Regions from separate parts of the Homo sapiens genome. Here region 2 is linked to region 1. A link is an interaction called in ENCODE POLR2A ChIA-PET data of the cell type or tissue named here. Cell type or tissue: GM12878. All regions are shown on one strand. Links, peaks and the distances in the headings refer to the core of each region. The heading gives the core; the rest is flanking DNA. Region 1 overlaps CRTC3-AS1 (CRTC3 antisense RNA 1). Region 2 overlaps CRTC3 (CREB regulated transcription coactivator 3).

Region 1 (15,869 bases), core at 4,541-9,540:
CCCTCAGCCTTTGTGCCAAGCCTTTCTCCTGCCTCACTCTGAAGGACTTTAGCATCCTCCACTCCCTTGATGTGGTCGACCCTTTTATTTCTCTTTCTCCCAGGACTCTGTCATGCCCGAGCTCTTGCATGTGCCTCCTCTGACCTGAATGTGAATGTTCTACAGAGCTCTACCCAGGCCTTACTCCCCTTCCCAACTCTTTTTCTTGACATCGTCTCCCACATTAGACTGTCACTTCTAACAGATCTCCAGTCCCAGAACTCTCCCCTGAGACCCAGGTTCAGAGATCTCCTTGCCCAGTGATCATCTTCACACAGATACCCTGCTCACTATCTTAAACACAGCAGATTGTAGAGTTAGAAAATGTTAAGTCTCACTTTCGCTGAGAAAATGTAGAAAGTAACATAAAGCAGCCAGGTGTGGTGGCATGCACCTGTAGTTCCAGCCGCTTGGGAGCCTGAGGCAGGAGGATCGCTTGAGCCCAGGAGTTTTAAGGCCGCGTGGAGCTATGGTCACACCCTGTACTCCAGGCTGGGAAACAGAGTAAGATTCTGTCTCTTAAAAAAAATTAAATTAAAAATAAGCTAAAGCCTTTTTGTCCCCAAAAACTTGATTAAAAATAAATCAACGAAGACACAGAATCTTGAACAGAGCCTGAGCCTTCCACCTGAACCTATACACTTGACGCAGATGGTGGGCTGAGACTAGCCTTTCTTTATGCCGATAAGGAAACCGAAGTCAAACGAGCTTTGATTAGTTGATTAATCATGTTGAAACAAGGTCCCAGTAAAGCTAAATTTAACTGTGGCCTGCTCTAGATTCCAAATTGCATGCTTCCTCTTTTATAGTTTTTGCCAACTCATTGTAATTGGATTGCTGAGTCTGAGTGATGGGTATATGAAGACTTCATTACACTTCTCTTTTGTGCATATTGAAATTTTTCATAATAAAAATCTAAAAGGAAACAATGTCTCTTTTTTTCTTTTCTTTTAGCCTGTCTTGGCTACTTGATTAGTGCTTGTCTACAATGTAACTCTTAAACTTACTGCTATGAGAGAATTGCTTGGACTCATGAAACACGCTTTTTGGAGGAAATTAGGTGATATGAGACATATAACTATGCCCTGTAGTTGCAAATGACATCATTAGTGAATTAGTTTTCTTTTTGCTTCTTTTCTTTGTTCTTCTAACCATATGTGTGTGTAAATGTGTGCGTGTGTATACCCTGAGAATTTCTGTGCAGGGAGGAAGTGGTTCAATCTGCTTGTCTCTGAGCAGCCGTTGGCTTTTAGAATAAAGAAATGACTCTGCCTTGTTTCTGATTCAGATGCAACATGAGGCTTGTTTTCATCCATGAGGTCTAAATTCAAACACCTGTCTTCTCCCCCTATAAAACATAATCCTCTTTCCCCATAACATTGAAGGAGAAAAAAAAACTTGGCTTTACATGCTGTTTAGGTTAGATCTGTAAGAGGAGCTTAAGTGCTGATTACAAGAAACACTGAGAGAATGAAAACTAGTTTGGAAACCTCATGTGGCTCAGAAAACTCCATATGACAAAGATACCACACAGCTTATGTAGGCATCCAGGTCAGAAGGGCAGGTGCACAGGAGCCTAATTTGTAAAGGCCATTGTCATATTCCATCTAAGGACTGACTCAGCCCTCCCATTCCTTCAACCATAACTTTTATTCCTTTCCACACCTCTCCCACTACTGTCTTCATTTCAGCAGAAAAAGACAATCTCTCTTGACCAAAATATGAGGCCTACAATAGTAGCATTTGGCACATTTCACCCACCTTGTTTAAATTTTTATTTTGATATACAGTCATCCCTGGATATCCATAGTGGATCGGTTCCAGGACCTCCCTCAGACACCAAAATCCATGGATGCTCAAGTCTCTGATATAAAATGGGGTTGTATTTGCATATAACCTATGCACATTTTCCCATATACAGAATGTTAAATCATCTCTAGATTACTTATAATACCTAATAAAGTATAAATACTATGTAAATAGTTGTTATATTGTATTATTTAGGGAACAAGGACAAGAAAAAAAAGTCTGCACATGTTCACTACAGAAAATAAAAACATTTCTTTTGATTCAAGGTTGGTTGAGTCCACAGATGCAGAACCCATGGATATGGAGGGCTGACTGTTAAGTTCAAACATAGAGAAATCCCATAAGCACAGTATAAGAAACGCTATAACTTTTACTCTGGCCCCATTTTTTTTCTCTCTTTCTTTCTAAGTGCTGGAGTTTATCAATTTTATTAATATTTTCAAAGAATGAAATTTTGTGGGCTTTTTGAAACAGGGTCTCATTCTGTCACCCAGGCTGGAGTGCAGTGGCACAATCATGGGTTAACTGTAGCCTCTACCTCCCAGGGTCACCTCCCACCTCAGCCTCCCGAGTAGCCAGGACTACAGGCATGCACCACCATGCCCACCTAATTTTTGTATTTTTTTGTAGAGACAGTTTCACCATGTTGCCCAGGCTTGTCTTGGACTCTTGATCTCAAGCAATCTGCCTGCCTCGGCCTCCCAAAGTGCTGGGATTACAGGCATGAGCCACCATGCCTCGCCTAACATATCTTTAAATTTCCTTTGTGATTTATTCTTTGACCCATGAGTTACTTAGTAGTATGTTGTTTAATTTCCAATTACTGGGGGATTTTCTAGATTTGTTTTTGTTATTCTATCTAATATAATTCCATTGTGGTCAGAGAACATCATCTATAAGATATCAGCCTCTTAGTATTTATTGACCTACTTATAGTCCAGCATATGGTCTATCATGGGGAATTTTTTATGTGTCCTTGAAAAAAAAAAGTGTATTCTGTAGTTATTTGGCACAGTGTTTTATAAATGTCAGTTAGGCAAGGTTGGTTAATTGTGTCATTCAATAAAATCACATACTTAGTGATTTTTGTTTTCTTGGTCTATCAGTGACTGACAGAGAGATATTAAAATCTCTAATCATAACTGTGGATTTGCCTAGTTATTGCTTTAGTTCTATTAGCTTTTCCTTCATGTATTTTGAAGCCCCATTACTGTTATGGACTGAATTGTGTCCTCCCCCAAAATTTGTATGTGTAAGTCTTAACTCTGAGTACCTCAGAACATGACTGTAATTGGAGCTAGGGTCTTTACAGAGATAATTAAGTTAAAATGAGGTCATTAGGGTAGGCCCTAATCCAATATGACTGGTGTTCTTATAAGAAGAGGAAATTCTGACACAGACACAGAAAGAGGGAAGATAATATGTAGACAAAGGGAGAAGATGGCCCTCAGAAGGAATCAACCCTGTCGACACCAATGTCTTGGATGTTTAACCTCCAGAACTGTGAGAAAATAAATTTTGGTTATTGACACCATCAGTCTGTGGTGGCTTTCTATGGCAACCCTAGCAAACTAATAGTTACTAAGTGCACACATTTAGGATTGTTAAGTATTCTTGATGAATTGATTCTTCTATAAAGTTTTTCTTCTTGTATCTACTAGTACTCCTTATCTTGATGCCTACTTTGTTTGATATGAATACAACCACATCAGCTTTCTTGTTTGTTCTTATTCTTGTTTATATTTCACCTTCTTATCTGTATTAAATATATATTTCTCTATCCTTTTATTTTCACTTTTTTGGTCTCTATATATTCAAAGTGTGTCTCTTAAGACAGCATAGCCAGGTGTGGTGGCGCATGCCTGTAATCCCAGCACTTTGGGAGGCCAAGACAGGCAGATTGCTTGAGTCCAGGAGTTTGAGACCAGTCTGAGTGACATGGTAAAACCCCACCTCTACAAAAAAATAAAAAAATTAGCCAGACGTGGTGGTACGTGCTTGTCATCCCAGCTACTTGGGAGGCTGAGGCAGGAGGATCACTTGAGTCCAGGAAGCAGAGGTTGCAGTGAGCTGTGATCATGCCACTGCATTCCAGCCTGGGCCACAGAATGTGACCCTGTCACAAAAAAAAAAAAAAAAAAAAAAAAAATCCCCGAAGCCAAAACAAAACAAAATAAAATCCAGCATAGATTCGGGTCGTTTTTTATTCTGTTTAATAATCTTTGCCTTTTCATTGAAGTGTTTAGTCCATTTATATTTAATGTAATGATTGCAATGATTGTGTTTAAATCTACTATATTGCTATTTGTTTTCTATTTGTGCCACCTATTTTTCATTCTGTTCTCTTTGCCTGCCTTCAATTAATCAAATATTTTTATTAGTCCATTTTATTTCTTCTATTGGTTTCTAGCTCTACCTCTTTATATAGTATTTTCAGTTTAGCTCTAGGTGATTACAGTATGCATTTTTATTTATTTATTTATTTATTTATTTATTTATTTACTTATTTGAGACAGAGTCTCGCTCTGTCACCAGGCTAGAGTGCAGTGATGCAATCTCTGCTCACTGCAACCTCCATGTCCTGGGTTCAAGTGATTCTCCCGCCTCAGCCTCCCAAGTAGCTGGGACTACAGGTGCACACCACCACGTCCAGCTAATTTTTTGTATTTTTAGTAGAGACGGGGTTTCACCATGTTGGCCAGGATGGTCTTGATCTCTTGACCTCGTGATCTGCCCGCCTCGGCCTCCCAAAGTGCTGGGATTACAGGCATAAGCCACTGTGCCCGGCCTACATTCTTAATTTATTACATTTTGCTTAGAATTAATTTATCCATAAAATGTATAACCTAAAGAGAGAATAATTTCATTTACCCTACCTGTCCTTCTGCTATTATTGTCATATATTTTACTTTTACATGTTTTATTTTTATTTATTTTTGAGATAGAGTCTCATTTTATTGCCCAGGCTGGTGTGCAATGGTACAATCACGGCTCACTGCAGCCTCAACTTCCCAGGCTCAGGTGATTCTCCCACCTCAGCCTCCTAGGTAGCTGAGACTACAGGTACACATCACCATGCCAGTCTAATTTGTTTGTATTTTTTGTAGAGAGGGAGTCTAACCACGTTGCCCAGACTGGTCTCAAATTCCTAGGCTCAAGTGATTCTTCTGCCTCAAACTCCCAAAGTGCTGAGATTACAGGCATGAGCCACTGTGCCTGGCCTTACATGTTTTAAATCTTACAATAAATTATTATTGTTTTTGTTTGGTCAGTTGTTTTTTAAAGAAATTATTTTTAAAATTAAAAAAATATAGGCTTTTATATTAGCCCATATAAGATGTTCTTCATTCCTTTCTGTAGAATGTACCATAATTTATTTATCCATTCACCTACTGAAGGACATCTTGGTTGCTTCCAAGTTTTGGCAGTTATGAATAAAACTGCTATAAATATCTGTGCAGGGTTTTATGTGGACATACGTTTTCAACTCCTTTGGGTAAATACCAAGGAGTGCCGTCACTGGATATCTTTGCCTTTCAGCCTGATGAACAATCTTTAGTGCTTATTGTAGTGCAAATCTGATGAAAATGAATTCTCTCAGCTTTTGCTCATCTGAAATTGTCTATATTTCATGTTATGTCTTCCAGTAACTGTGAGTCCCATGTGAGCATAACTGACAAGAAAAGACACACAAGTTCTTAGCATGTTGCTGGGTCAAAGAATAGCATTGTTTTCTTAGTCTGGTGAGATGATGAATGAGAAAATTATAGTTATAGCCAAGTGAGTGCCAAAGACTTCAGGAGGCAGTGGGTTTTTACAAACTTGTTTGGATTGGTGAAGTATCTTTGTTTTGGGATTGCCAATCTCCTTCAACTGAAGAGGAAGTTAAAACAGACATCCAAAGCCGGGCGCTCAAGCCTGTAATCTCAGCACTTTGGGAGGCCGAGGTGGGCAGATCGCTTGAGGTCAGAAGTTCGAGACCAGCCTGGCCAACATGGCGAACCCTGTCTCTACTAAAAATACAAAAATTAGCCAGGCATGGTGGTGGGCGCCTGTAATTCCAGCTACTCGGGAGGCTGAGGCAGGAGAATCGCTTGAACCCAGGAGGCAGGGGTTGCAGTGAGCTGAGATCCCGCCACTGCACTCCAGTCTGGGCGACAGCACAAGACTCTTAAAAACAAACAAACAAAAAACAAACAAACAAACAGAGATCCAGGATCATTCCATAGCAAGAAGAACAGAATCACAACCAACAGCCCCTGGTGGCTGCTCCTCATGAAGCACAAATGATTGCAGTGGTTGTTTCCCTGGCAGCTCCTGTTTTTGTGTCAAGGGCAAAGCTCTAAGCAGCATTGCTCTGTCTCTTCATTCCCCTCCCTGCCCACATTAGAGAAGTATTTTTGCAGTCATGGATTCAAGGCCAAAGGCCCCTATTAGCAATGTTTCAACGAAGTTTTTTTTCTGGTGTGTATCCCAATTTTAGGATGTGTATCCCAATTTTAGGATGTGTATCCCAATTTTAGGCTGCACATGGCAGCATGGTTTATCAGGGATGGTTGGTTTCTTAGGTTGGGTTCCCGAAAACAAATTTTGAGACAGAAGCAATGTGCAAATGATTTATTAAGGAAGTGCTCCCAGGAGAAACAATTAAAGGAATGCAGAAAAGAAGTAAAGGAAGAGGAAGATGCCAAGCAAGGCTTTGATGCTGGCCATGTCCCAGCCTCAGCCTGATGCAGAGGTGAGTTCTGAAGGGGAAATTACACTTTATAGTTTTGTTCCACTGCAGTGAGGGAGCTGGGCTTTCACATCAGTGAAAGTGCAGGCTTTCCTGCACCAGTCAGTGGTTATGAACACAGGTAGGAAGGACACATAAACTCTCAGGCCATTCTCACTCCCTTTATATGCTGGTGTGCACAGCAACCCCAGCAGACCAGGTGTGATGCCCTCAGGTACAAGCCACTGGAAACAAAGGTCACAGAAAGTGGAGGATAACAGGACAGAAATGGTAAAAGGGATCCAGGGGGATACAGGTGAAGCACCAACAGCATCTGCCACGGTAGGACATGTGAAAAGAAGGCCTTGACACGCTTTTTATAGAATGCTTTGTACTAATTTAGGAGGATATCATTTAATATATTATTGCTTTTAAGTGGGTTCCCCTGGGAGTATAGAGGGACGTGTCATGGGCCAACCCATTAATATTTCAAGATGAGAATGTCTCTTTGACAGCTGTGCATCTTATACTTGCAAGAACTCTGGGAACTATCTAGGCCATTTGAATCAGGTTTCTGCACACATCTTGACCAATTTAGTTTCTGAAATTCTATTTTGTCATTTTATACCCCCCCACCCGCTGATTCTATAGTGAAAGTCAGTAGTCAAAGTCTTGTTGCATCTGAAAGCCTTCACAGACTTCCTTTCCCATTTGACCTATGAGGTTTGTGTCTCATTGTATTAAAGGACAAGGATATTTCTCTCTTTTTTTTTTTTTTTTTGAGACGAAGTCTCGCTCTTGTCCCCCAGGCTGGAGTGCAATGGTGCGATCTCGGCTCACTGCAACCTCCACCTCCCGGGTTCAAGTGATTCTCCTGCCTCGGCCCCGCTGGGATTACAGGTGCCTGCCACCACGCCCAGCTAATTTTTGTATTTTTAGAAGAGACGGGATTTTACCATGTTGGCCAGGCTAGTCTAGAACTCCTGACCTCAAGTGATCCACATGCTTTGGCCTCCCAAAGTGCTGGGATTACAGGCGTGAGCCACCACGCCCGACCTCTTCTTCTTTTTTTTTTTTTTAGAGATAGACTCTTGCTCTGTTGCCCAGGCTGGAGTGAGTGGCACGATCCTGACTCATTGCAACCTCAACCTCCCGGGCTCAAGCCATCCTCCCACCTCAGTCTCTTGAGTAGCTGGTATTACAGGTGCACGCCACCATGCCCGGCTAATTTTTTAATTTTTTAGTAGAGACGCGGTTTTGCTATGTTGCCAAGGCTGGTCTCGAACTGCTGAGCTCCAGTTATCTGCTTGCCTCAGCCTCCCAAATTGCTGGAATTACAGGTGTGAGCCACCATGCCTGGCAGATATTTCAAATTTGAGTAGGAAAACTTTTAACAACTCTTTGATGATGACAGTGTAGTATATTTTGTATATGGTGATAGTTCTACACATCTCTAAACATATATTTCTATTTATGTGATCAGTATTTTTTCATCTGGATGAAATTAACAGAATAATACTGTTGTGAATCATGCCGTTCCATTATCTGTCAAAAAATGGCAGAGACAGGCCAGGTGCAGTGGCTCATACCTATAATCCCAACACTTTGGGAGGCTGAGGCAAAAGGACTGCTTGAGCCCAAGAGTTCAAGACCAGCCAGGGCAACATAGTGAGACCCCCATCTCTACCAAAAAAAAAAAAAAAAAGGCAGACATGATAGTACTGTGGTCTACAATGGAACACACTGGAACATATCCATAGCATCTAATGACTTTTATCAAAAGTCCTTCATTCATCATACCCCCTTTATTTCACATGAGCCATTCCAGGAATCATGTGAACAAGAAGAAGATTCTTGAGTGCCATCAAGTGGCCATTTGGGGAAAACCACAGGTGATCTGGGTGTAAGACCATCAGCCTCTACATAATTTCCTCCCTGAATTTGGGGTCTGGTTTTGGAGCAGAGAAATGTTAAAAAAAAAAAAAAAGTTGTCAGAGGAACCTAGTTGGAGGTTGAGGATGAAACCAAAGCCATGGCCTGAGAAGGGAGAAAATGGCTGAAGTAGCCAAAGATTATTTTTTTAAAGACTTTATTTTATTTTATTATTTTTTTTGAGATAGAGTCTCACTCTGTCACCCAGGCTGGAGTGCAGTGGTGCAATCTCGGCTCACTGCAAGCTCCGCCTCCTGGGTTCAAGCGATTCTCCTGCCTCAGCCTTCCGAGTACCTGGGATAACAGGCGCGCGCCACCACACCCAGCTAATTTTTGTAATTTTAGTAGAGACAGGGTTTCATCATGTCAGCCAGGCTGATCTCGAACTCCTGACCTCAGGTGATCCACCTGCCTTGGCTTCCCAAAGTGCTGAGATTACAGGTGTGAGCCACTGTACCCGGCCAGACTTTATTTTTTTGAGAGCAGTTTTAGGTTCATAGCAAAATTAAGAGGAAGGCACTGAGATATCTCATATGCCCCCCCAACACATGCACAATCCCCCCCATTAACAACATCCCCCACCAGAGTGCTACATTTATTACAACTGATGAACCTACATTGACACATCATCACTCAAAGTGTATAGTTTATATTAAGGTTCATTCTTGTTGTTGTACAATCTATGGACAAATGGAAAAATATATAGGACATGTGTCCACCATTATAGTATCATACAGAGTATTTTCACTGCCCTAAAACTCCTCTATTCTCTGCCTATTCATCCCTTCCTGCCCTCAGCCCCTGGCAACCACTGATCTTTTTACCATCTCCACAGTTTTGTCTTTTCCAGAATGCCATATTGTTGGAATAATACAGTGTGTAGCCTTTTCAGACTGGCTTCTTTCACTTAGCATTATGGAATTAAGTTTTCCTCATGTCTCTTTACGGCTTGGTAGCTCATTTCTTTTTAATGCTGGATAATATTCCATTGTTTGAATGTATCACAATTTATCCATTCACCTACTGAAGGACATTTTAGTTACTTCCAAGTTTTGGCAGTTATGAATAAAGCTGCTATAAATACCTGTGCAGGGTTTTGTATGGACATAAGTTTTCAAAGCCAACATTGGATCATATGGCAAGAGTAGGTTTAGTTTTGTAAGAAACTACCATACTGTCTTCCAAAGTGGCTATGCCATTCTGCATTCCCATCAGCAATGAGAGTTCCTGTTGCTCCACATGCTTGCCAGCATTTGATGTTGTAAGTGTTCTGGACTTTGGCCATTCTAATAGGTATGCAATGACATCTTATTGTTGTTTTATTTTGCTTTTCCCTGATGAAAGGGAAATGTGGAGCATCTTTTCATATGCTTATTTGCCATCTGTTTATCTGCTTTGGTAAGGTGTCTGTTAAGGTCTTTGGCATATTTTTGGGTTTGCTTTTGTTTTTTGAGACAGAGTCTTGCTCTATTGCCCAGACTGGAGTGCAGTGGCACAATCATGGCTCACTGCAACCTCCGCCTCCTGGGCTCAAGCCATCCTCCCATTTCAGCCTAGCAAGTAGGTGGGACAACAGGCCTGCACCACGACACCCAGCTAATTTTTATATTTTTTGTAGAGACGAGGTCTCACTATATTGCCCAGGCTGGTATTGAATTTCTGGGTTCAGGCAATCTTACTGCCTCAGCCTCCCAAAGTGTTAGGATTATAGGTACGAGCCACCATGCCAGGCCTTTGACTCATTTTTTAATCAGGTTGTTTGTTTTCTTATTGTTAAGTTTTGAGAATTCTTTGTATATTTTGGATAATGGTCCATTATCAGATATATCTTTTGCAAACATTTTCTTCTAGTCTGTCTTGTCTTTTTGTTCTCTTAAGAGTGTCTTTTGTAAAGCAGAAAATTTTAATTTTAATAAAGTCCACCTTATTAATTCTGTCACGGATCATGCTGCTGGTGTTACATCTCAACAGTCATCACCGACTAACTGCAACCTCCACCTCCCAGGTTCAAGCAACTCTCCTGCTTCAGCTATCTGAGTAGCTGGGATTATAGGCATGCGCCACCATGCCTGGCTAATTTTTGTATTTTTAGTAGAGACAGGGTTTCACCATGTTGCCCAGACTGGTCTCTAACTCCTGACCTCAGGTGACCTGCCCACCTCCAAAAGTACTGGGATTACAGGCGTAAGCCACCGTGCCCGGCTGGAACATCTCATAACACTTCTTTAGAAGATACTTGGAAGGCATGTAAAAGTCATTAATCTAAAAACATTTGGAAATTTATTTCTCCTCATTGTTTTCCCATAAATGTGAACAACCCAAAAGTTATAGATGGGCCAGGAGCAGTGGTTCACGCCTGTAATCCCAGCACTTTGGGAGGCCAAGGAAGGCAGATCACTTAAGGTCAGGAGTTCGAGACCAGCCTGGCCAACACTGCGAAACCCCGTCGCTACTAAAAATACAAAAATTAGCCAGGTGTCATGGCGCATGCCTGTAATCCCAGCTACTCAGGAGGCTGAGGCAGGAGAATTGCTTGGACCCTGGAGGCAGAGGTTGCAGTGAGCCAAGATCGCACCACTGCACTCCAGCCTAGGCGATAGAGCTAGACTCCGTCTCAAAAAAATAAAAATAAAAAACAAAAGTTATAGGTGGAATAAAAAAAATTGACAGATTTATTAGGAGAGTAGACGTTTTGATAAAAACAATCAATTAATCACCTATCAGAACGTCAGACAAAAATCAAAATGGGCACATTACACCACTTCATGCTCTAAAACCAATGAACAGACTCATCTACATGAAAGATGATAGTAAAATGTCTTTAAGGATAGTAAGGGTTCATTCAGGTGGGCAGTAATTGCAACAGTTGCAAACCCAAGTATTAGTCAGGGTCCTGGCGGAAAAGAGTTGGCAAACGCAAGAGAGAATTTTTTTTTTTTTTTTTTTTATGAGACGGAGTCTCGCTCTGCCACCCAGGCTGGAGTGCAGTGGCGCAATCTCGGCTCACTGCAACCTCTGCCTCCCGGGTTCACGCCAATTCTCCTGCCTCAGCCTCCCGAGTAGCTGGGACTACAAAAATTTTTTGTATTTTTAGTAGAGACAGGATTTCACCGTGTTAGCCAGGATGGTCTTGATCTCCTGACCTCGTGATCCGCCTGCCTCGGCCTCCCAAAGTGCTGGGATTACAGGTGTGAGCCACTGCGCCCAGCCAAAAGAGGATATTTAAGAGATGCTAATGAAGCAATTACTTACTAAAGTATAGGTAGGGTTCAGGGAACCACAAAGAATGAAACTAGCAACAGAAGGAAACCACCACCACACTTTTTAGTTGAGAGGGCAAAAGGAAGGAGAGGTTCTTGAAATCTGATGTATAGCTACAGCACAAAAGCCACCTGACAGGGGTTATGACCTTGGGCAAAGGATGCAGCCACCAGTGAACCAGGACCTGGCTCTGTACTCCCACCCTTTGATCTGTTGATACATGTCACAGGCCAAACCCAGCCTCCTGATTGACAGAGAGAAATGAGTCTGAAGGACCAATCAGAAAAAGATCTAGTACATCCAACTTCAATTTGGCTTTAAAAAGTTAGGGCATTTTGGCTGGGCATGGTGGCTCATGACTGTCATCCCAGAGCTTCGGGAGGCTGAGGTGGGAGGATGGTTTGAGACCCGGAGGTTGAGGCTGCAGTAAGCTATGATGGCACCACTGCACTCCAGGCTGGGTGACAGAGCACAACACCATCTCAAAAAAAAAAAAAAAAAAAAAGCCTCGCATGGTGGCTATCAAGTCTGTAATCCCAACACTTTAAAGAGGCCAAGGAAGGAGGATCACTTGAGTCTAGCATTTTGAGACCTGCCTGGGCAACACGGTGAAACCCCATCTCTACAAAAAATACAAAACTTAAAAAGAAAAAAAAAATCAAAAATTAGCCAGGCAACACATACGTGTGGTTCCAGCTACTCTGGAAGCTGACGTGTGAGGATCACATGAGCCTGGGGAGGTGGAGGCTGCAGTGAGCTCCAGCCTGGGTGACAGAGTGAGACCCTGTCTCAAAACAAAACAAAACACAACAAAACATACAAAATTAGTCGGGCTCCCCCTTGAGCCCAGGAGTTGAGGCTGGAGCAAGCCATGATGCGGCCACTGTACTCTATCCTGGGCAACAGAGTGAGACACTGTTTCTGAAAAAAAAAAAAAAAAGTTAGTCCGGGTGCAGTGGCTCACGCCTGTAATCCCAGCACTTTGGAAGGCCGAGGCGGGTGGATCATGAGGTAAAGAGATCGAGACCATCCTGGCTAACACAGAGAAACCCCGTCTCTACTAAAAATACAAAAAATTAGCCAGGTGTGGTGGCAGGCGCTGGTAGTTCCAGCTACTCAGGAGGCTGAGGCAGGAGAATGGCGTGAACCTGGGAGGTGGAGCTTGCAGTGAGCTGAGATCACGCCACTGCACTCCAGCCTGGGCGACAGAGTGAGACTCCATCTCAAAAAAAAAAAAAAAAAAAGTTAGGGCATTTTATTATTTCATTAAACAACATTTCCTGAAGTAGGGCAGCTAAGCCCCATGGTTGGTGGATTTGCTGACGTTGTGAAGGGCCCTCAGTCTTTCTGTCTTTCTCTTCATTCCATCCTGATCACAAGAAGGCTGCTGCAGCTCCAGATGCCACAGTCAGCCTCAGCAAGGATTAGCAAAAGAGAATGAGTCTTCCTGGGGGTCTCTTTTAAAGAATGAGGAAACTTCTTGGAAGCCTCCCCATGAAATCTGTCTCATGGGCCAGAACTGTATCACATGTCCATGCTGGGCCAATCCTCATCCAGGGAAAAGGTACCCAGCTAATCAAGATTTGCCCCTGAGCTGGGGAAGGTGTTGGTTGGCGGAGGGGAGCATAGATGTGCCTACAAAAACCAAGATTCTGCTAACGGAAAAGAGGGAAGAAAGGCTTTGTGAAGGCAAAGGTGTATGAAAAAGACTGCAAGACAATTGTGAGGTTTTTAGTAGACTGGAGGTAGAATAAAGATGTTGGAGGCTGGGCACAGAGGCTCGTGTCTGTAGTCCCAACACTTTGGGAGGCTGAGGTGGTAGGATTGCTTGAGGCCAGGAGTTCAGAGACCAGCCTGGGCAACATAGACTCCATCTCTACAAAAAAATACAAGCAGGCAGCCAGGCGCCGTGGCTCACACCTGTAATCCCAGCACTTTGGAAGGCCGAGGTGGGTGGATCATGAGGTCAGGAGATCGAGAACATCCTGGCTAACATGGTGAAACCCCATCTCTACTAAAAATACAAAAAATTAGCCGGGCGTGGTGGCGGGCGCCTGTAGTCCCAGCTACTCGGGAGGCTGAGGCAGGAGAATGGCGTGAACCCGGGAGGCCGAGCTTGCAGTGAGCCGAGATCGTGCCATTGCACTCCAGCCTGGGCCACAGAGCGAAACTCCGTCTCAAAAAAAAAAAAAAAAAAATACAAGCAGGCATGATGGCTCACACCTGTAATCCCAGCACTTTTGGAGGTGGGTGGATCACTTGAGGTCAGGAGCTTAAGACCAGCCTGGCCAACATGGCAAAACCCCGTCTCTACTAAAAATACAAAATTAGCCGGGCGTGGTGGCAGGCACCTGTAATCCCAGCTGTTCAGGAGGCTGAGGAAGGAGAATTGCTTGAATCTGGGAAGCACAGGTTGCAGTGAGCTGACATCGCGCCACTGCACCCCAGCCTGGGCAACAGAGGGAGACTCTGTCTCAAAAAAAAAAAAATTACCAGGATGGTGAAGTGCACCTCTAGTTCCAACTACTCAGGAGGCCGAAGTGGGAGGAAAGCTTGAGCCTGGGAGGTTGACGCTGCAGTGAGCTGTGACTGCGTCACTGCACTCCAGCCTGGGTGACAGAGCAGGACCCTATCTCCAAAAAAAAAAAAAAAAAAAAAAAAAAAAAAAAAAGATGCTGGGTTTACTGGGAGGCAAAGCATAAGGGTAATATGACCAGCAGAGATGAGTAAAATGTAATATTTACATATTCGACAGTTGATAGGAATTGCATTTTGGTTTTTAGAAGGAGTGCTGAGGTGGAGCAGCCCCATAAAGAGGGACACCAGGATGAAAACACAAGAAGCCTCTACCAAGACAGCTGTCCTGGCCACAGAACACAGGCTGGAGGCAAAGCAGGTATTTTCCAGCGTAAGAAGAATGATCACAGGCACTAGGGCGTTGTCTCCATTAGTCTGTGTTTGTATAATGAAGGTTGTTTTTTTTAATGGAAGAGTGAACTGCTTACTGTAATCAGGGATACCTAATGCTAGGACTCATTTAAGGGAAGAAAAAGCCTTTTAGATGTTAAGACCAAGGTAATCATTTGACATTGCTAGCTTGAGTTAGATGTAGTAGATGTTTTGTATCTGAAGTATATTTTAGTATTTACTGTCAGCTAAGGCCAGACATGTCCAAGAAGCTATGCATTTGTGAACTTGTGGTGAGCCCAGGGCCCTTGAAGATACCTACTTCTCTAGAAGAAAATGAGTGTCTCTTACTGATTTGTCATGTTCAAGTAATGGACTTGGAACAGACATAATTATGATTTATTTTAATAGCTTTGTGGCCCTTTTGTACACAAGAAGGAAGGTAGATTAAGAAATCTCTTTTGGCCAGCCACAGTGGCTCACGCATGTAGCCCAGCACTTTGGGAGGCCGAAGTGGGTGAATGACTTGAGGTCAGGAGTTCAAGACTAGCCTGGCCAACATGGAGAAACCCAGTGTCTACTAAAAATACAAAAATTAGCTGAGCATGGTGGCGTGCACTTGTAATCCCAGCTACTCAGGAGGCTGAAGCAGCAGAATTGCTTGAACCCAGGAGGCAGAGGTTGCAGTGAGCCAAGATACACCACTGTACTCCAGCCTGGGCGACAGAGTGAGACTCTGTCTCAAAAATAAATACATTAATTAATTAATTTCTCTCTTTTGAGGGCAGGGTATGGTGGCTCAAGCCTGTGATACCAGCATTTTGGGAGGTGGGAAGATTGCTTGAGCCCAAGAGTTCAGGACCAGCCTGGGCGACAAAATGAGACTGGGTCTCTATTAAAAAATAATTAAACATTAGCTGGGCATGGTGTTGCATGTCTGTAGTCCCAGCTACTCAGGAGGCTGAGGTGGGAGGATGGCTTGAGCCCTGGAGGTCAAGACTGCAGTGAGCCATAATGGCATCACTGTACTCCAGCATGGGTAACAGAGCAAGGCCCTGCCAAAAAAAAAAAAGAAGAAATCTCTTTTGAGGCCCTTTAATGAGGGGGAGACCAACAGAAGGCTGCTAACATATTGCATAAGAACACAATTTCCAGGAAACGTTCTGTTATTTAAATCACTCTTAAGAATTAGGAAGTCCAGGAGCTC
Region 2 (15,869 bases), core at 10,870-15,869, 50 kb before region 1:
ATATAGGAAGTGCATTCCTCCTCTTTACTATTTTGGGTTACACTCATTATTACACCAAGCACCCATGAGGTCTCAAGTGCAGTCTGTTCGCTCTTATATGTGAAATCAGAGCAGAAGTGTCAATAATGCAGAATGAATTCATGATTTTCTTTTCTTTTTTTGAGAAAGGGTCTCACTCTGTTGCCCAGGCTGGAGTGCAGTGGCACAATCGCGGCTCACTGCAGCCTCACCTCCCGGGCTCAAGCGATCTTCTCACCTTAGTCTTCGGAGTAGCTGGGACCACAGGCATGCACCACCATACCTGACTAATTTTTTGATTTTTTTGTAGAGACAAGTTCTCGATATGTTGCCCAAGCTGGTCTCAAATGCCTGGACTCAAGCCATCCTCCCAGCGTGGCCTCCCAAAGTGCTGGGATTACAGGCATGAGCCACTGCACCCAGCCTAATTAATGATTTTTTATTATAATAATAGCAGATTTGCTGTGTTGATTACTCTTTAAGCAAATGTTGAACAATCTGTAGTCACTAACTCACAAACTTGGGGTTGAGAGGAACGGTAGGATATAGAGAATGCCATCCAGGTAAGTCTAAGGCAACTGAGGGAAACCAGGTTAGGATTTCAAAGTTGGCATGGAAAATCAGTCATTGACTCTCTAAGTACATTAAGCCATAGGGGAAAGCCAAAGAAAACATTTAATACCTTCCTGAAGCTTTGATAATGAATTAGACCTCTTCCCTAATTGTCTACAGATTTGAGAAACAATACTTTTATTGTTCATGAAATGCTAAGTATGTTGAGGATTATATCTCTTATAAGGATGAAAAGAAGTCTGTTGAGAAAGAGGCACATTTAAAAGTCACCCACCCATACAAAAAATGGAAAAATTAGCTGGGTGTGGTGGCACACGCCTGTAGTCCCAGCTACTCCAGAGCGGAGGTGGGAGGCTCACTTGAGCCCAGGAGGTCGAGGCTGCAGTGAGCCAAGATAGCCTCACTGCACTGTAGCCTGGCAACAGAGTGAGACCCTGTCTCAAAAGAAAAGAAAAGCCCATTATAGAAACACAGGGGTTGAAACATCCTATAAATTCTAAACTCAGAGGTGGTTCTCCTTATACCATAATCATCGAGGAATGTGTTTTCAACCTTTTGTCACATCCTCTGTCTATTACAGCATCATTTTTTTTTTTTTTTTTTTTTTTTTTTTTTTTGAGACGGAGTCTCGCTCTGTCGCCCAGGTCGGACTGCGGACTGCAGTGGCGCAATCTCGGCTCACTGCAAGCTCCGCTTCCCGGGTTCACGCCATTCTCCTGCCTCAGCCTCCCGAGTAGCTGGGACTACAGGCGCCCGCCACCGTGCCCGGCTAATTTTTTGTATTTTTAGTAGAGACGGGGTTTCACCTTGTTAGCCAGGATGGTCTCGATCTCCTGACCTCATGATCCACCCGCCTCGGCCTCCCAAAGTGCTGGGATTACAGGCGTGAGCCACCGCGCCCGGCCTATTACAGCATCATTAACTACTCACCACCTCGCCATAAATTAATGATTTAGAAGGAAGAGTTGACAGAACACAACGGAGAGTTAGAGGATCTTGTTATTGGTCACTCTTTACCAATTACTAGCCGTGGCGTGTTGATCGTATGAGTGATCTCTTTTGGGCGAGGGTGAGAGGACATTTCATAATTTTTAAGTCTCACTCTGTCGCCCAAGCTGGAGCACAATGGCACGATCGCGGCTCCCTTGCCTTGAATTCCTGGGCCCAAGTGATCCTCCTGCCTCAGCTGGGATTCTTCAAGTAAATGTGACTACAGGCCCATGTCACCACACCCAGCTAATTTTTTTAATTTTTTTGTAGAAACAGGGTCTCCCTGGGCTGGGTGTGTGCCTCACACCTGTAATCCAGCACTTTGGGAGTCCAAGGCAGACGGATCACTTGAGGGTAGGAGTTTGAGTCCAGCCTGGTTAACATGACGAAACCCCATCTCTACTAAAAATACAAAAATTAACCGGGCATGGTGGCACACGCCTGTAATCCCACCTACTCAGGATGCTGCGACGTGAGAATTGCTTGCACCCTGGAGGTGGAAGTTTGCAGTGAGCCAGGATTGCACCACTGCACTCCAGCCTGGGTGACAGAGTTACTCTGTCTCAAAAAAAAAAAAAAATTAGAATTAAAAAAAGAAAAGAAAGAAATAGGGTCTCCCTATGTTTTCCAGGCTGGTCTTAAACTCCTGAGCTCAAGTGATCCTCGCACCTCAGCCTCCCAAAGGGCTGGAATTAGCCAGTGTGCCTTGTGCCAGGCATGAGCCACTGTGCCCTGCCATAATTTTTATTTTTTTTTAGAGACAGCGTTTCACTCTGTCACCCAGGCTCGAGTGCAGTGGCGCGATCACAGCTCACTGCAGCCTTGAACTCCCTGAGCTCAGGTGATCCTCCCACCTTAACCTCCCAAGCACATAGGACTACAGGTGTATACCATCACACCCGACTAATTTTTGTATTTTTTTTTTTTTGTAGAGATGGGGTTTCACCATATTGCCCAGGCTAGTCCATAATTATTGTTTTCGTGGTTCTTATGTTATTGAATTACCTTTAATTTTATTTTGCAAGATTATTTTATAAGATCTAAAAGTATTCTTGCTTTTTAGCTACATTTTAAGGAGACTGTATGGCCAGAGTGTCCCCTTTCAGATGTGTTTTTAATTTGTTTAATATTTAGATTTTTTTTAAATGAATGTTGCTGGACACAGTTGTTCTGACTGTAATCCCAGCTACTCAGGAGGCAGAGACTGGAGGATTGCTTAAGGCCCGGAGTTCAAGACCAGCCTTGGCAACATAGTGACACCCTATCTATCTCTTAAAAAAAGGAAATTTTAAAAAGTGAATGTTATTCATGCACATAGTTTAAAAAGTAAAATAGTTCTAAAGGGCTTGTTATAGAAAAACAGCTGTCTTTCCCTCTCGTTAGGCATATTCCTCACTGCCTAGAGATGGCTGTCAACCATTTTAACTAATCTCTTTGGTATAACCATGTTATTATTATTTTGAGACAGAGTCTTGCTCTGTCACCCAGGCTGGGGTGTAGTGGTGCGATCTCAACTCACTGAAACCTCCACCTCCCAGGTTCAAGCGATTTTCCTGCCTCAGCTTCCTAAGTAGCTGGGACTACAGGCATGTGCCACGACGCCTGGCTACTTTTTGTATTTTTAGTAGATACAGGGTTTTACCATGTTAGCCAGGCTGGTTTCGAACTCCTGACCTCAGGCAGTCTGCCCGCCTCGGCGTCCCAAAGTGCTGGATTACAGGCATGAGCCACCTCACCCAGCCTAACCATGTTGTTTTATGCTTTTTTTGTTCTACATTTTTGGTGTTAGGCATTATCTAATGACATCCTACCAATGAAGATTAGAATTTAATTCTCTTTCCACTCTCCCACAGACTCCACCACACACATATGTGCGCACATGTGCACACACAATTTCCTACCCACCCTCCTCATTTATTATAATTTTGGTTAGAGCAATACTCAATATTTAGTGTTTTTATAGTTACAATGTAGTCAGAGTTGACATATAGTATACTATGAAACAAGAAAATGAGAATTTTTTTTCCTCTTGGGAGTTAATAAATGTCTGACTTTTTTTATTAGCCTGGTTATCTATATGTATCTATGTGTATGACTAATTCAGTCCCCAACTCTTGGAGTTGGGCAGATCTCCTCTCGACACATTCAAAACTAAATTCTCTAGTAGCTCTATAGCAAAGAGTGCCTGTGACTTTGTATGACTTAAAATGTCTTTATTTGATCTGCCATTTAATTATTATTTGGCTGAATATAGAATTCTAAATTTGAAATAATTTTCCCTTGGCATCTATTGCCTATTCATTTGTAAGTTGCATTGAGAAATCCAGTGCCATTCGGACTCTTAACACTTTGCATGGAATCCCCCTGCTCCACCCCAGGCTTGTGAGATCTTTTTGTCCCCAGTGTTCTGAAACTTCAAGATGATGTGGCTTGGCGTGAGTCTGCATATTTGGTGGGTTCCTTCAATCTGGAAACTCACAGCCTTCATTTCTGGGAAATGTTCTTTATTTCTTCAATGATTTCTTCCCTTCAGTTTTCTCTGTTCTTTCTCTCTGGAACTCTACGAATGTTGACTATCCTGGACTTTTCCTCTATTATCCTTATCTTCTCTCTCTCCTCTTTTGCTTCTCTGTGGTTGCTTCCTTGTTTGTTTGTTTTGCTTTGCTTTCTGGAAGATTGTCTCAGCTTTATCTTCCAACACTTCTGTTGAGTTTTCCATTTCTGCTCTCATTTTTAAATTGCTATGAGTTCTTTTTTGTTCTCTGAGTGTTCTTTTTTAATAGCATCATACTTATTCCACAGATGCAATATCATCTTTTATCTCTCAGGTTTTTAGTGGTCTTTTTTTTTCGAATTTATCTTTATTTTCTATAATAGAATTTTCCTAAATTGCATAAAAGTAGAGAACATAATACAATAAGTCCTCCTATACCCATCATTTACCCTCAACAATTAATTTTTTTTTTTTGAGACAGGGTCTTGCTCTGTTGCCCAGGCTGGAGTGCAGTGGTGTGATCTCGGCTCATTGTAACCTCCGCCATCCAGGTTCAAACCATTCTCCTGGCCTCAGCCTCCCGAATAGCTGGGACTACAGGTGCACACCACCACACCTGGCTAATTTTTGTAATTTTTAGTAGAGACGGGATTTCACCATGTTGGCCAGGCTGGTTTCAAACTCCTGACCTCAGGTGATCCACCCACCTCAGCCTCCCAAAGTCTGAGATTACAGGCGTGAGCCAGCACGCCAGCCTTGTTATCTTGTTTCATCCATACCCTGCTTTTAAAAATTGCAGATATTTTAATATGTATCTCTAATAGATAAGGATTTTCTTAGTAGCCTAAATATTGTCATGCTGATTTTGGTTTTTCACAACTACTTCTTCCTGCACACATCTTTCCAAGATTGTGTGTGTCTGCTCTGGCCTCTGACTTTCACGGCAGATGGTTTCCTCAGGGCCTGGTGATCCTCAGTGCTCTGCTCATGTTTAAGAACAGGACACTGAGGGGCTGTCTCCTTGCGGCTCTACACTAGAGCGGAGTATGAGACTGAGGCGAAGGGAGTCATGGCAGGACAAGCGTGTAGAAAGTTTTTTCCACTCTCTGACTGAGTATTGGTTGGAAGGAGCGCTGCTAAAACTGTAACCAAAGGAGGCATTTTGCTTCCAGAAAAATCTCAAGGAAAAGTATTGCAAGCAACAGTAGTCACTGTTGGATCGGGTTCTAAAGGTAAGGCTGGAGAGATTCAACCAGTTAGCGTGAAAGTTGGAGATAAAGTTCTTCTCCCAGAATATGGAGGCACCAAAGTAGTTCTAGATGACAAGGATTATTTCCTATTTAGAGATGGTGACATTCTTGGAAAGTACATAGACTGAAATAAGTCACTACTGAAATGGCATCAGTGTGAAGCTGCCCATTCCACTGAAGTTCTGAAATCTTTCATCATGTAAATAATTTCCATATTTCTTATAATAAACTAATGATAACTAATGACATCCAGTGTCTCCAAAATTGTTTCCTTGTACTGATATAAACATTTCCAAATAAAAATATGTAAATGAGAAAAAAAAAAGGACACTGAGAAGCTGGCTGGCAGCTCTGTGTATGTGGGCAGGCCTGCTGAGTGTGGTCTTCATTGTAGAATGATCTAGCTTGGTCATTTCCTTGGGAAACTCCTGGTGTCATAAGTTTTACATTCTTCTCTGGCCAGGCGTGGTGGCTCACACCTGTAATCTCAGCACTTTGGGAGGCCGAGGCGGGTGGATCACCTGAGGTCAGGAGTTCGAGACCAGCCTGGCCAACATGGTGAAACCCCGTCTCTACTAAAAATACAAAAATTAGCCAGGCGTGTTAGCATGCTCCTGTAATCTCAGCTACTCGGGAGACTGAGGCAGGAGAATTGCTTGAACCCAGGAGGTGGAGGTTGCAGTGAGCCAAGGTCATGCCACTGCACTCCAGCTTGGGTGACAGAGCAAGACTCTGTCTCCAGAAAAACTCTGTCTCCAGAAAAAAAGATTTTCTCTCTTCAGGCCTTGTCAGGTTCCCTAAAGGACACTCTTCCAATGTCGCACCTCGGCATATCAGGATTCCGGCATCCTGTGAGCCGGGTTGGGAAAGAAAGGTGGAGATCTTAAGATTCGATCGTGAAATTTCTTCTAAAGAATAAAATACCTAGGAATCCAACTTATAAGGGATGTGAAGGACCTCTTCAAGGAGAACTACAAACCACTGCTCAATGAAATAAAAGAGGATACAAACAAATGGAAGAACATTCCATGCTCATGGGTAGGAAGAATCAATATTGTGAAAATGGCCATACTGCCCAAGGTAATTTATAGATTCAATGCCATCCCCATCAAGCTACCAATGACTTTCTTCACAGAATTGGAAAAAACTACTTTAAAGTTCATATGGAACCGAAAAAGAGCCCACATTGCCAAGTCAATCCTAAGCCAAAAGAACAAAGCTGGAGGCATCATGCTACCTGACTTCAAACTATACTACAAGGCTACAGTAACCAAAACAGCATGGTACTGGTACCAAAACAGAGATATAGACCAATGGAACAGAACAGAGCCCTCAGATATAATGCCACATATCTACAACCATCTGATCTTTGACAAACCTGACAAAAACAAGAAATGGGGAAAGGATTCCCTATTTAATAAATGGTGCTGGGAAAACTGGCTAGCCATACGTAGAAAGCTGAAACTGGATCCCTTCCTTACACCTTATACAAAAATTAATTCAAGATGGATTAAAGACTTAAATGTTAGACCTAAAACCATAAAAACCCTAGAAGAAAACCTAGGCAATACCATTCAGGACATAGGCATGGGCAAGGACTTCATGTCTAAAACACCAAAAGCAATGGCAACAAAAGCCAAAATTAACAAATGGGATCTAATTAAACTAAAGAGCTTCTGCACAGCAAAAGAAACTACCATCAGAGTGAACAGGCAAACTACAGAATGGGAGAAAATTTTTGCAATCTACTCATCTGACAAAGGGCTAATATCCAGAATCTACAAAGAACTCAAATTTACAAGAAAAAAACAAACAACCCCATCAAAAAGTGGGCGAAGGATATGAACAGACACTCTTCAAAAGAAGACATTTATGCAGCTAAAAGACACATGAAAAAATGCTCATCATCACTGGCCATCAGAGAAATGCAAATCAAAACCACAATGAGGTACCATCTCACACCAGTTAGAATGGCAATCATTAAAAAGTCAGGAAACAACAGGTGCTGGAGAGGATGTGGAGAAATAGGAACACTTTTACACTGTTGGTGGGACTGTAAACTAGTTCAACCATTGTGGAAGTCAGTGTGGCGATTCCTTAGGGATCTTGAACTAGAAATACCATTTGACCCAGCCATCCCATTACTGGGTATATACCCAAAGGATTATAAATCATGCTGCTATAAAAACACATGCACACATATGTTTATTGCAGCACTATTCACAATAGCAAAGACTTGGAACCAAGCCAGATGTCCAACAACGATAGACTGGATTAAGAAAATGTGGCACATATACACCATGGAATACTATGCAGCCATAAAAAATGATGAGTTCATGTCCTTTGTAGGGACATGGATGAAGCTGGAAACCATCATTCTCAGCAAACTGTCGCAAGGACAAAAAACCAAACACCACATATTCTCACTCATAGGTGGGAATTGAACAATGAGAACACATGGACACAGGAAGGGGAACATCACACACCGGGGCCTGTTGTGGGATGCGGGGAAGGGGGAGGGATAGCATTGGGAGATATACCTAACGTAAATGACGAGTTAATGGGTGTAGCACACCAACATGGCACGTGTATACATATGTAACAAACCTGCATGTTGTGCACATGTACCCTAGAACTTAAAAAAATAAAATATTAAAGAAAAAGAAATTTCTTCTAAACCCTGTGTTTTCAGTAAAGTGCCTCACCTTCTAATATCCAGAGACCCTTAGTTTTATTATCTCGAAAGTAGAACCTTCCAGTCTCCTGGCAGGTGGCAGGATGGTGGGGGCCAGTGCGCAGAAGCACACTCAAGGCAAGGGCTCTGCAGGTCCAACTGCCCCTTACACAAACTGTGACCAGAATCTCCTGGTTTTAGCTTCACCGCCTGCTCCCTGCTGTCCCCAGTCCCAGAGCCCTGTGGGGACTGAGTGCTGTCAGTGAGATTGCCTCCTGGTTTTTCCTCACTGCCAGCCTAGCATCGGGTTTTCTCAGCTCTGCTAAGCCAGCTGCCACCGGGCCATCTGCTGCTCATTTTCCAGCTTTTGTTGCCATTTTCTTCTCTCCCGTTATCTTTGTCCTCGTGTTGTTTGTTATCATTTAGTGTTCTGTGCTGTTGTTTAGTGTTTTTTATTAATGCTTATTGCTTGTTAATGTTGTAGTGTCTTGTTTTAACAGGATTTGGGGATGACAGAGCTAAGGGCCTTTTTCAATTTTCCACTTTTAACCAGAAGACACGGCTATAAAACAAAACAAAACATGATTTTCACGGAGAAAACTGAAAGGAAATTGGTTAAATTGGCTGTTTTCTTGTTTAGTTCTTTTAAGACAATAGAACTTGTCATTGAATGGAACATGCTTTGTGGGGAAGTAAAATTTGAGATATACTTTGAAGGATGAGAAACGGGCTTCTCACAGCATTGCACAGAACACCGCGGTGAGGAAAATCTCAGGCTTCCTCTCACTCTGACATTTCCTAATCCTAAAGGACTTAACGCCAGAAACGCAGAAGCTCATTAGTGGCTTTGTGTGTTTGTTTTGCAGATGGTGTCCTCAGACCGAAGCCAACTTTCCTTTCTGCCCACAGAAGCTCAAGCCCAGGTGTCGCCGCCACCCCCTTACCCTGCACCCCAGGAGCTCACCCAGCCCCTCCTGCAGCAGCCCCGCGCCCCTGAGGCCCCTGCCCAGCAGCCCCAGGCAGCCTCCTCACTGCCACAGTCAGACTTTCAGCTTCTCCCGGCCCAGGTGAGTTCTGGCAGGAGCGTTGGTGCAGAGGGAATGCTTGTTTTGCTCTGAGTTCCAAGCTAAATGATCATCTCCTTATTCCCTGAAGGGCTCATCTTTGACCAACTTCTTCCCAGATGTGGGTTTTGACCAGCAGTCCATGAGGCCAGGCCCTGCCTTTCCTCAACAGGTGGGTGATCGCCCCTGCCTTCTCCTCCCTTGGTGCATAAACTGTACCATTTAGGTTGTTCATTCTGTAGAATTCAGAACTGAGCAGACCAGACATGCCACTTTCCTGGTTCTGGTTGTGTTCTGTGGCTAGAAGAGCCTTTCATCTTCTTTGGCCCTAAAATGCTTTCTCTGGCTGCCTTATTTAGTATCAGGCTTCAGCAGAGGAACTATTGGAACAATCGGCAGGAGACTTTTGATGACACTCTCGTTGTAGAACTGTAAAATCATGAACACTGGAAGGGACACAGCACCTGCCTCCTCAGCGCCCTCATGTTGAAACTGAGGCATAGGGAGAGTGGCGCCTGCTCCCACCGCAGAGTCAGAAGGTGGCGCCGCATTTGGCCTGCACCCAGGCTGGTGCACCCAGCACAGCGTGGGGCCTCCTGGGGAGAGCTCAGTCCTGGGGAGTGAGGGGAGTGCGTTCCGTAAGGTATTTTCAACTCGGCCACTTTCTTTTACAGTTTAGTTTTTTCCTAACATTGACTATTTTTAATATTCTAGATTTTATAGTATTCAATAGTATTCAATAAGTATGGACTGGGCCCTCCGATGGATTAAGGAGTGGAAGAAGGGTTGAACAGGTTCCAGAACTTTTTTTTTTTTTTTTTTTTGAGACAGAATCTTAATCTGTCGCCTAGGCTGGAGTGCAGTGGCGTGATCTCGGCTTACTGCAACCTCCACCTCCTGGGTTCAAGTGATTCTCATGTCTCAGACTCCTGAGTAATTGGGGTTACAGGCATGTACCCCTACACCTGGCTAAATTTTATATTTTTAGTAGAGATGGGGTTTCACTTTGTTGACCAGGCTAATCTTGAACTCCGGACCTCAAGTGATCCACCCGCCTTGGCCTCCCAAAGTGCTGGGATTACAGGTGCGAGCCACTGTGCCCAGCCAAGAACTTAATAAAATAGCTGGGCATAGTGGCTCACGCCTGTAATCCCAGCAGTTTGGGAGGCCGAGGCGGGCGGATCATGAGGTCAGGAGATCGAGACCATCCTGGCTAACACGGTGAAACCTTGTCTCTACTAAAAAATACAAAAAAATTAGCTGGGCGTGGTGGCAGGCACCTGTAGTCCCAGCTACTCGGGAGGCTGAGGCAGGAGAATGGCGTGAAGCCGGGAGGCGGAGCTTGCAGTGAGCTGAGATCGCACCACTGCACTTCAGTCTGGACAACAAAGCAAGACTCTGTCTCAAAATAAGTAAATAAAATAATAATAATAAAATAAATTAAGATAGCTGTTTCCTAAGCAGGCCACAGATGAAGCTTTGTGGCAAGAACCAATCCTCCTTGCCTCCCTGTTTCCCAAAGAGCCATTTTAGTCTAGGTGGGAATCACCGTCTCCCTGAAAAATGATAGACACTTCTTTTGAGACTTTTTTTAAAATGGCTTAGAAAATTAATTTCAGGAAAGGAACCTAAAATTGGCACTGGTTATAACCAGTCCTCATAGAGGCTTTCTCATAGGGAGGAGCTTGCCTGAGTTTCCTCCTTCTGAGTGTGAAAAGGAAAGCCTTCCCCTTTCTCAGTTTTCTAGAAACCAGGGAAGAGGCCAGGTGCAGTGGCTCACACCCATAATCCCAGCACTTTGGGAGGCCAAGGCCAGTGGCTTACTTGAACTCAGGAGTTTGAGACCAGCCTGGGTAAAATACAGCAAGACCCTGTCTCTAAAAAAAATACAAAAATTAGCCAGGCATGGTGGCATGTGGTCCCAGCTATTTGGGAGGCTAAGGTGGACGGATTGCTTGAGCCTGGGAGCTGGAGGTTTCAGTGAGCCGAGATGGCGCCATTGCACTCCAGCCTGGGCAACAGAGACCCTATCTTTAAAAAAAAAAAGAAGAAAGAAACCAAGGAAGAAGAGTCCATACTTCCTTGGTTATAGACAGAGCCTTTGAAGGGTTCCCACAGAAGGCAGTTTGCAAAGGCCTTGGTGAGGCTGAGGACAGATGTCTGAGGGGCCACAGAAACCATGAGCATTGGTGTCTCTTGGGATGGTGTAGTGGGCTGGGGAAAAGTCACCACGCTGTGGACCTCAGGGACCCCTCCTCCACCCCAGCGTCTGCCTGCCTGACAAGAATATTGTGCATGCATTACCATAAGAGCAAAGCACTCTGGGATCCTGGAAAGAAGGGAATATGGATTAGTTTGCAAGTCAGGTTTTGCTCTGGGAGCACATTGCAATACTCACTTCCTCCTTGGAAACAGAGGTGTGGCCTTCCTCACATGACCTTCGATGCTTCCAGGTGCCTCTGGTGCAACAAGGTTCCCGAGAACTGCAGGACTCTTTTCATTTGAGACCAAGCCCGTATTCCAACTGCGGGAGTCTCCCGAACACCATCCTGCCAGGTGAGCGAGCTATCCCTCAGCTTCTTTACTGCTTTTATGTTGTTGTGTGTTCAGGAACCTTCATAAGAGAGTTTAAACAACATAATATTATATAAAGCAAAAAGTTAACGTTCCCTGGGTCGACTTGACTTTTTGAGATGCAGGTGTCCAGCCTCAGAGACCGTGACACAGGGCGGTGGGCCTGGTAGTCAAAGCCTTTTCTGAAAGATTTCATCTGGCCCAGTGCGGTGGCTCACGCCTGTAATCCCAGCACTTTGGGAGGCCGAGGTGGGCGGATCATCAGGTCAGGAGATCGAGACCATTCTGGCTAACACAGCGAAACCCCGTCTCTACTAAAAAATACAAAAAAAATTAGCTGGGCATGGCGGCGGGCGCCTGTGGTCTCAGCTACTCGGGAGGCTGAGGCAGAATGGCACCAACCCAGGAGGTGGAGCTTGCAGTGAGCCGAGATTGTGCCACTGTACTCCAGCCTGGGCAACAGTCTCCAAAAAAAAAAAAAGATTTCATCTTAGGTGACTGATGACTGTTCAAAAGGAAAAAACCTGCAAAAATTGGGAGTTGTGCAACTGACTGACAAGAATGTAGATTCCAGGGCAAGAACTGTGGGCCTGGGGGTGGTCAGGATGTGTGGGATAGCAGTTTAGGGGACTGTCATCAGCTGGGTTTGCTTAGTAGCCTGGAGCCTTCGCGCCTCCTAACCGCACTGTTTTCCCCTCTGGCCACTCCTTTCAGAAGACTCCAGCACCAGCCTGTTCAAAGACCTCAACAGTGCGCTGGCAGGCCTGCCTGAGGTCAGCCTGAACGTGGACACTCCATTTCCACTGGAAGAGGAGCTGCAGATTGAACCCCTGAGCCTGGACGGACTCAACATGTTAAGTGACTCCAGCATGGGCCTGCTGGACCCCTCTGTTGAAGAGACGTTTCGAGCTGACAGACTGTGAACAGAAGGCAGTGGAACAGAAGAATGTTTTTCTGCAACAGCCAAAATAGAATGGAATAGAATGAAGCCAGCTGATACCACGGGCTTTCGTTATCTTGACATAGAAGGAAGCAATGCCACGGCTCCAGGGTTTCAGATGAGATCCCATCTCAGACACTGTGGCTTCCTCCAGATCACACAGCTTTGTACTGCCTCTCCCGCCTGTGGCCAAAGTCGTGTTGCAGCAGGCAGGCTGCTTGGAGCTTCCCATGAACTGGAAAGCTCACCTCCACTGCATCTTTTTACTGGCCATCCAGTCAGCCGATGTGTAAGAGTAGGAAATACTGTGTCACTGGAGGCCTCCGTAGCATTGTGTAGTGTGCTCAGAACCACTGATCTCCGTCCGCACCGAAGGCGGGCCCGGAGTGGGAGGCTCGGCCTGGGGCGGCGGCACCGGAGAGGGCACCTCGATGCCTGCTCTGACCTGACCCAGAGGGCGAGGCCCTCCAGCGGGGGACATTCCCAGGCTGAGTGGACCCCACGGCTCTCTCCCACGCCTGGATTACGACATGAAGTTTTTACCACAAGCCCGAGGGCAGGCTTGAGTTAGGCAGACTGAAGGCTAATTTTCATTTTCTCCCAGCTGGTTTCTGCTGCTTCAGAAAAGTACACCTTTTCCTTATGGACCAGAGGAAGAGGAAGACCATTTTATCAGTCACTGAAAAGAGTCCCCTGGCACTGATGAGCCTGAAGAGAACTGTGCTCCTCCTCGGGGGCTGGGGAAGGAAGACAGGGACTGCAGGTGTCTCATACTCAGTGGCCTCCAGACAAACTCCAGACAAGCACAGACCTCCCCACTAAGAGCAGCCAGAGGGAGCTGGTGAGGCCCTAACCCCACCCACCGAGCAACTGAGCTTCCCCATCCCTCCCCAGAGCTGTGTCTCTGTGGGCTGGGAGTCTAATGTCACCCCCCTAGACCGTAAGCTCCTTGAGGGCAGGGACAGTGCCTTATCATTGTTGAACCCGTAGCACCTAACACGTGCGTGGCAGCACAGTCGTGTGCTGGAGTGAGTGCTGCAGAACCGTGCGTGCAGCGCATGATGAATGAGTGCGTCCGCCATGCCGTAAGGCAGGCTCACCTGTAGCTATCCCCTTCCCTGCCAGATCTTCTCAGAGCTTTAGCTTTTCTAGCACTCGTGCCTATGGTGAAGCATGCACTTTAATATGCTTTTAACACTAGGTGACCAAATCACAGTGAAGCCGGGCACTGCATTCTCCTTGGGCTGTGCTCCACGCGGGTGGGTGGGAGCTGTCTTCTGAGTACATCCGGAAGGGCTGAGCAGGTGAGTGCCCTGAGCATCCTGGCTGGGCCCCACCCAGGAAGATCTTCCTTCTCAGATCCACGTTTGGCTCTAAATTGCTTCAAGTAGAGATTCATTCTTTGAGGTTGAAAAAATAGTTTATAGTAAAACGAAGGCCTAATTCATGGAAGCATCATTAGTCATCAATACCTTCTCATAAAATAGATGGGCCAGATTTCCACCACCGCCTGCCTCCTCTAACTTGGGTGATGCCAGTAGGTTTGAAGGGGGCAGAGCACTGCAGGGGGAGGGGGGGGTCTAGGCTGTGAGAGGACAGGGTGGAGAGGAGGAGAACCCTGAAGGAGAGACGGAAGATGCCAGGACCTTTGCTTGGACAGCCATTGCCCTTCCAGGAGACCCTGGAGTGTACTGAGGGTTGCTGGACTGTTCCACCCAGAGGAGCAAGGCTGTACAATGAGGGTCTGAATCTGGCACACCTGTCCCTTATGTAAAAGGAGTCGTGGTCACAAGACCCTGGGCTGGTTAGCCTCTCCCGACCTCATTCCATTTCTATCTTCTGACCTTGCCTCTCATCTTTAAAATAACCCTCATGGGGTGCCCCTCCACCTTCCTCTGGAATCCAAGTATTCCTGTTTCACATTTGCCCCAAATCTTTGCTGTGGAATTGGGAAATCAAACCAGAGTCCTCCTCGCCTGATTTCCAGCTCAGGAAGGGCCTGCTGGCCTGCCCTGTTCCCAGTTACACTTTCAGATCCCTTTGTGCTCAAGATCTCAGAGGGGGTGGCTTTTTGTTAAAGAGCCTTCAGTCGCAATGCTACCCAGCACCCCATGTGCCAAAAGAAACCAGCTCCTGTGTCAAAGGGCTTCCAAACCTGATCTCACTCTCAACAGGCGATGGTGCTGATGTTTCAAGAATTGTGTTTTTATAAAACAGAGGTCTCAGCATAGTCACTCTTCACATAGTGCCTTACCCATGGGTATCGTCATATCCGGGTCCCAGTTCAGTTTGTCTGCACAGCAGCCACCCTGCCTGGCAACAGAGACCCCAAGACCTACACAGTGAACCCTACTGCCCCAAAGGCGTTCTCCAGGTGACTTGTGAAAACAGACCTCCGGGGAAGTGATTTATTGGGGGTGTACACTGGGGGCAATATGGTTTAGCACTGAATTCAATTTGTCCTTAGGTCTATGAGTGAGTCCGATCTTTTCTTGTGAAAGGTTTTGGGCATCGTACAACCCACTCTGCCTAGAAGGTGTGGAGGACTCACCACGGGCAGGGTCGCCCTGGCCCACAGCACGTGAGCCTGCACTCACTGCGGCCTTTGTAACAAAACCAGTTGTGGTCCTCAGCATTTGAAGCAGCTGCATACTTCAGAGTAAACTATTTTTCATTATTTAGTTTTGTCACAAGAAATCGACCATTGTACTACTCTCACTTACAGCAGTTAAACAGCATAGAACTAAAAACCTGTCTGCATTTCCATTTTTTCTTTCTGTATGGTTGTGGGTTTTAGGACATAGGGGGTTAGGAGAAGGGGTTTCTTGATCATGTCATGAATTCTCCTTTGTCCTGTTTCTCCTGTTTCATTTCTCCTCCGCCTGCTGTATATTACCTGAGCTGGTGTTGTATCTTCAAGTCCATATGCGTATTTGCAGACCTTTCCTGTTCCCACTCTTGTTGGCTCTTCTGATTTATGCACAGATGGTTCCCAGCATGTGTCCAGTGCTTCATGGATGGGACCATCCCAGCAACTAATCAGACTTCCTGCCAGTGTCCTAACCCCCAGGGCACCCTGTTCAACCATATTTAAAAATTGGAATTTGTATAAAGTTGCTTCCAAGTTTTATAATGCATCATTTTACATCTTTTGTAATTAAAAGCATCACAATGAGGTTGTCTCTGCATTTGGTGGTGTTTTTCTTCACTTGGGTGAGGGGTTGGTGGGGAGCCTTAATCTCACCGCCTCCTGCACGGCTCAGCCTGCAGCTAGGATTTGGAGCCTTGGCAA

What was found. ChIA-PET counts read pairs that join two places held together with the same protein. Peaks named below come from ENCODE experiments on the same cell type or tissue, not always from the same donor. Only the 100,000 strongest peaks of a DNase experiment are listed, where the experiment ranks them.
Region 2: POLR2A ChIA-PET joins it to region 1 with 10 read pairs; 9 of 35 experiments call an interaction of 5 or more read pairs at or near these places.

Annotation. Positions count from the first base shown.
Region 1 is chr15:90,685,437-90,701,305 of GRCh38, forward strand. The region is part of intron 2 of CRTC3-AS1 (CRTC3 antisense RNA 1); the gene reads right to left. Among named protein-coding and RNA genes, the nearest start is that of CRTC3-AS1, 24 kb to the right of the region's middle. In GM12878, for the core only: a CTCF peak has its summit at 8,439 (motif pointing left); DNase peaks (open chromatin) are centred at 6,815, 7,135 and 8,425; H3K27ac peaks cover 3,202 bases.
Region 2 is chr15:90,629,581-90,645,449 of GRCh38, forward strand. It overlaps CRTC3 (CREB regulated transcription coactivator 3), which reads left to right. Exons shown (of 15, transcript NM_022769.5): 12 at 8,866-9,066; 13 at 9,155-9,235; 14 at 11,517-11,619; 15 at 12,352-15,765. The coding sequence ends at 12,560. CRTC3-AS1 (CRTC3 antisense RNA 1) reads right to left here. Exons shown (of 4, transcript NR_120372.1): 3 at 11,462-11,677. It also overlaps the pseudogene HSPE1P3. Among named protein-coding and RNA genes, the nearest start is that of LINC01585, 23 kb to the right of the region's middle. RefSeq lists an enhancer at 11,144-12,343. In GM12878, for the core only: no CTCF peak of the experiment used is centred there; no DNase peak of the experiment used is centred there.